2 separate regions of the Homo sapiens genome follow, and region 1 is linked to region 2. A link is a contact called in ENCODE Hi-C data. All regions are on one chromosome and are shown on one strand. The core of a region is the stretch at or near the end of the contact, and the rest is flanking DNA. Distances in the headings are between cores, read along the strand shown. Region 1 overlaps IL1RAPL1 (interleukin 1 receptor accessory protein like 1). Region 2 overlaps IL1RAPL1 (interleukin 1 receptor accessory protein like 1).

Region 1 (2,765 bases), core at 162-2,661, 240 kb before region 2:
TTTAGACAATAATACTATCAGCTTAGGGCTGAAAGAATCAGAGGTCTAAAGGTTTACAGACTCAGAATGAAAGCACATATAACACCTAGCTCTGAAAATTAGGTCATGTTAACAGAACTATTTGACTGCGCCGTTTGCATCTGAAAGTCCAATATTTGAGGAAATGTGACTATTTTAATAGCAGGCTTGTGTCAGCAGTTATAAAAATGAGGCCTGAAGCACTGAAAATAGTCTCCTTTCCTTGTTGTCTTCGTCCTTCTAATTATTCCAGATTGTGTTGGAATATCTGTCTTCTTCCTACACCTTACTTCTCACCCAGCAGTGGTCCCTAATTCAGAGCTAATCTGTAAAGGTCAAACCAAAGTTGGAAGCATCCCAAGAACCCATGATTATGCACCAATATTGCCGAGTAGCTAAAAGGTAGACAGCTTTTGGCTAGTGACAGATTTCTTTTTAATAAACAAGTTCACTGAGGGAAAAAATAAAATGATAAATCTGTTAAATATAGAAAACCCAAATTAAAAACAAAGGAGTTGTTGATTGCTTTCTCTCCTTTAAAATACACAGTTGAGAAAAAAAAAACCCTACAAGTACAGAATTCCCTAATATTTAGAATGTATAAAAAATAATTCATTCTGTCAATCAATACTTACTAAGCAGGGGACTTAATTTTTATTTCATTTTATTTATTTATTTATTTTACTTTAAGTTCTGGGATACATGTGCAGAACGTGCAGGTTTGTTACATAGGTATACATGTGCCATGGTGGCTTGCTGCATCTACCAACCTGTCATCTAGGTTTTAAGCCCTGCATGCATTAGGTATTTGTCCTAATGCTCTCCCTCCCCTTTCCCCCCATCCCCGACAGGTCCCAGTGTGTGATGTTCCCCTCCCTGTGTCCATGTGTTCTCATTGTTCAACTCCCATTTATGAGTGAGAACATGCAGTGTTTGGTTTTCTGTTTATGTGTTAGTTTGCTGAGAATGATGGTTTCCAGCTTCATCCAAGTCCCTGCAAAGGACGTGAACTCGTTCTTTTTATGGCTGCATAGTATTCTATGGTGTATATAAAGCAGGGCCTTTTGTAGGCATGCAGGATATAATAGTGAACAAAACAGACAAAACTCTCTCCTCATGGAGCTGACATCTGAAGTGAAGGGAGACAGACAATAAGAAATTATTTAAATATATATAAAAAGTCATTGGTGAAAAGAGTTAAGAAGTAGGTTGCAAGTTTAATCAGGTGGCTAGAGAAGGACTCACTAAGCAGAGGTGTTTGAGAAAAGACCTGAAGGAGCTGACTGTGACAGGCAGGGGAGCGGGAATGACTCATGAGATAGCTGTGTGGAAAGCATCCCAGGCAAAAGGAACAGCAAGTGCAAGGCACTGACGTGGGAGGGGGTGTGTCTGATGTAACAGAGGAGCCTTGTGCCCTGGAGTCGAGCAAACAAGGGGAAAACACTAATGGATATACTAAGAGGCATTGGGGAGCCAGATGTTTATGCATGAGAACCTTGTGAGCAACTGTGGGGACTTGGGATTTTATTCTGAGAGAGATAAAAGACCATTATAAGTAGAGGCTGAATAGAGAAGAATATCATACAATTGGTAAGTGAAGGAATCACGCTGGCTGCCATATTCAGAATAAAACAGTTAAAGGGAGCAAGGGAGAAAGCAGAGAAAACAGTAACAAGACTATTGAAATAAAACAGGTGAGAGACAAGGGGCACTGGGCTAAGATGCAGCAGGTGTGGTGAGAATTAGTCAAATTTTGAGTCCATTCAACTCTTCTTTTCAAGGAAGAGTTGAAAGAATTTGCTGATAGACTGGAGTGCATGAAAAAGAAGAGCTAAAAGGAATGAAGGTTATGGCATGATCATCTGAAAGGATAAAGTTACTACTGAGGAAGAATGTGAAGGGTCAGGTGTGGGAGAAAAAGTAAGGAATTTGTTTGGGGTCGCTAAGTGTGACATACCCATTTAGACAAAAAATAAAGATGTCAACTAAGCAGATTGATACATGTGTCTGGAGTTCAGGGGAGAGGTCCAGGTTGGTGATGAAAATTTGGGAATTGCCAGCATAAAAATGGTATTTAAAGCCATGATACTGGAAGAGATCTCCAAGGCAGTAAGTGCACAAAGCAAAGATGTCCAAGGACTGAGCCCTGGGGCCTTCTAATGTTTGGTAGCATACAGCTTTTCTGCATCTCATGACAAGAAGCATTCCATAGATGGTCTTAAAAGGATTCTGGATGAGATGATTGCTTAAAACGAAATATTGCAGAGTAAGTTTATACATTAAGTGGTGATTTTAACCAGATGCTATCTAACATTCCTTCCAATGCTATATGATTTTTGTGACTAAAAATGAAATCTTCAACAACAATGAGATATCACTACACACCTATTAGAATAGCCAAAATTCAGAACACTGACAACAAAATGCTGGCAAGAATACGGAGCAACAGGAACTTTTATTCACTGTAGTTTGGAATGCAAAATAGTACAGCCACACTAAAAGACAGTTTGGCAGTTTCTTACAAAACTGAACATGCTCTTACCATATGACTCAGTAGTCACACTCCTCGGAATTTACCCAAAGGAGTTGGAACTGTATTTTGACATAAAAACCCGCCCGTGAATATTTATAGCACCTTTATTCATAATTGCAAAAACTCAGATGCAACCAATATGTCTTTCAGTAGGTGAACACATAAATAAACCTGGGTACATCCCGACAATAGAATATTATTGAGTGCTAAAAAT
Region 2 (2,922 bases), core at 341-2,840:
ATGGCCATGGCTGTGTTCCAATAAAACTTTATTTAAAAAAACAGGTGGCTGGCTGGATTTGGGTCATGGGTAGTAGTTTATTGATACCTACGTTATCTGTGTTTCAGTGTCCTGGCCCTCATCATATTTTATCTTGTGTTCTACAGTTATCTGTTCCCCTCTGTCATCTCTCCTATGAGAAGCTTGGCTACATGGACAAATTGGGTGGTTATCCAAAGAACATATAAATTTACACCAAGAAACAAAATTAAAACTCTGGGATGCCCTTTGCAGTTTGAAAAACAGAGTACTAGTGGTGCTAATACAGCATTTGCCCAACGGCACATTTTGTGTTTAAAGCAGTATTAGGAAGCTCTGATTTACAGAATGGAAATGGCATGCAATTGTCACTTGTAACTATACTAACCATGTCATAATTTGTGGCATGATTTAGCCTTAAAATACACTCTTCTTATGCTGTGGTTTAGCAACATTTTAGTTAATAGGCAGTTATTAATTTTACACTTTGGGAAATATAAAGTCAAATAAGACACACCTTTATCCTCAAAATTTGAACCTTTAATGGAGTCAATTGTAAACTCCCTCGGGCAAGAGATTATGTGTGATGCCTCTTTGTACCTCCAGCACCTAACAAACAGTGCCCACATATAGCAGGAACTCAATAAATGATGGCTCTCCTACCGCGCTCTTGAAGTTTAGGTGAAAAAAGAACCTGGTGAAAATTCACTGAACCCTTAAGTCCTTGGGAACTGAACTTAACTTCCTCTGCAGCTAAGAAGTTTAAACCTTAAGATACTGATTTGCTCTTTTAATGTGTTAAATCATTTTCAACAAAGATTTGGTGGGGAAGCCAACCTCTTCCCTTCTCCACAAAGAATCTAAATGAGCTCTGTGGGAGGGAGAACACTAACTCAGGGATGCTTCCACCACCGTCAGTAACATTCTGAACTAACATGCAGTGGTGATGAGGGAACTGATTTATTTTGTGTTTTGGCATGCTCTGTCATCCTGTGGCATTGTTGAGGCACTCAAGATGTAGAGGGTACGCGCATTAGCTGGCACTGCTTGTCAAAGAGCTCACTCTGCCCTCTACATCCTGCTGCTCAATGTGAATTTTTCAGACCAACAATATCAACATCATGGTATCACCAGAGAGCTTATTAGAAATGCAGAATCTTGGCTCCACCGCAGACCTACTGAATTAAAATCCCTTAATGATCCATGTGCAATTCAAGTTTGAGCAACAGTGACTTCTAGGACTGTATACCTAATTCAGTTTCCTGTCTCGGAGCTGAGCTAGGCAGCAAATGCAACAAGGGTACAGAACTTTCTACGAACATCAGATTCTTACTAGGCAATTAAGGTAAAAAAATATTGGTGTTCTTTCATCTAGAACTATAAGGGACAAAATGATGCTAACTGCTACCGATATACTTTCCATGTATAAACTCCTCCTTTACTAGAAAGCACTGACAAAGTCAATTCTGCATGGATTTACTTCCATGCCTTAGCCCTTATTGGCACCGGAATGCATTCACCTTCACTGCTAGCCATGGCAGCATGCCCAGGTTCACCACTTATATGCCTACAGTAATACAGGATCACCAGCAACAAGATGCTGGAAATTGGCCAGTCTCCCAGCCTTTCCTCACAAAGTTACTTGGATGGGCGAGGTACAGGAGGGGAATGGGTAACAACAGGATGTCCCAGAAGCCTGCTGTACAGAAACTGAGAGAATGAAGTCGAGTAGGGGAAAAAAACCCAGACATGGTGAAAAACAATTTTGAACACTGTAATCAAGCCAAGTACTGTTGGGTAAAATCCTATCAGTGGGGAATGTACAACAACCAAGAATGTGCTGGCAGAACATAAAACTGACTGGCAGAGCTACAAACAGCTTCCAACTCTGCACATTGAGTTGGCACCCACAACTGTAGGTTGTGCAAAATCCACAAGTGAAGATCCGTTCATTCAGTCAATCAACTATTCATTAGGACTTATTATGACAAGACTTGTATGCAAGGCTAGTTTTTTCAGAGCTAAATAAATAGCATCTCAGGCCTTATGAAGATTCCATTCTAAAAAGTGAGAGAGACAAATGAAATAATTTCAGTAAAATAGGTGATTTAACAGGAATATGTTCTCTGATCATTGGGGTTGAGTGGGGTCGGGGGACAGGGAGGGTTATTGGATAACACATTCTACCAGAGACATTAAGGAAGGGTTAAAACAAGAGATATATCTGAGATGGGTATTAGAGGATGAGTAAGAGTTTTCTAGGCAGAAATTAATAGGAAGCATATATCAGAGAGGTAGGTATGTTGTGTGTGTGTGTGTGTGTGTGTGTGTGTGTGTGTAAGAACATGCATGCTGAGAAGTCATTTTGATCAAAGTGAGAAATGAAGCCAAAAAAGAACTCTGTTGAATCTGATTGTAAAAAAAAAAAAAATGCCTGCCAGGCTAACCCTCTTACAGATAATCCTGTAAGGACCAAAGATTTATGGGAAGATTTTAAACAAAAGAACAACAGGATCAGGTATAAATTTAGTCAAAGATTGATAGAGATCATTTTACATAGGTAACAGTAGTTGTCAGTGGTATAACCTCTGGGTCAAAAAACAACACCAATGATAATAACAACAGTGATCTTGGGGCTTTTTGTGGAACTTGGAGAGTTAGAAAGAAACAAGAGGGTAAAGGGAAAATGTATAATCAAATACGCCTCTCAAAGGGATATTGGATATTCCCGTATTCAAGCAGCTACTTTGTGCTAGACACTCAATAGCTTTTCTTGAAGCAATAATAAAGGAAGCCTTGTTCATCATTGCAGCTGGCTAGAGCTGCCCAAGTTACAATTCCCCCAAACTCAATCACTACATTTTTCCCTTTTTCTACATTAAGGGCTATTGCAATTTGCATTTT

The links. Hi-C counts contacts between places; a loop is a spot of excess contacts on that map. Pooled maps may share reads with other maps.
Region 1: a map of heart left ventricle shows a loop between it and region 2 (6-fold over the local background). The contact joins two enhancer-like sites. A Hi-C loop is called at or near these places in 7 of 168 maps with a recorded cell type or tissue (Right ventricle myocardium inferior, heart left ventricle, heart right ventricle and 1 more) and 8 of 50 pooled maps.

The regions. Positions count from the first base shown.
Region 1 is chrX:28,846,262-28,849,026 of GRCh38, reverse strand. All of the region lies in intron 2 of IL1RAPL1 (interleukin 1 receptor accessory protein like 1), which reads right to left. Among named protein-coding and RNA genes, the nearest start is that of IL1RAPL1, 260 kb to the right of the region's middle. Within about 2 kb of position 1,411, at least 2 of the 41 ENCODE cell types and tissues checked have a DNase peak (open chromatin) inside an H3K27ac peak, as active enhancers do.
Region 2 is chrX:28,609,064-28,611,985 of GRCh38, reverse strand. The region is part of intron 1 of IL1RAPL1 (interleukin 1 receptor accessory protein like 1); the gene reads right to left. Among named protein-coding and RNA genes, the nearest start is that of IL1RAPL1, 23 kb to the right of the region's middle. Within about 2 kb of position 1,590, at least 3 of the 41 ENCODE cell types and tissues checked have a DNase peak (open chromatin) inside an H3K27ac peak, as active enhancers do.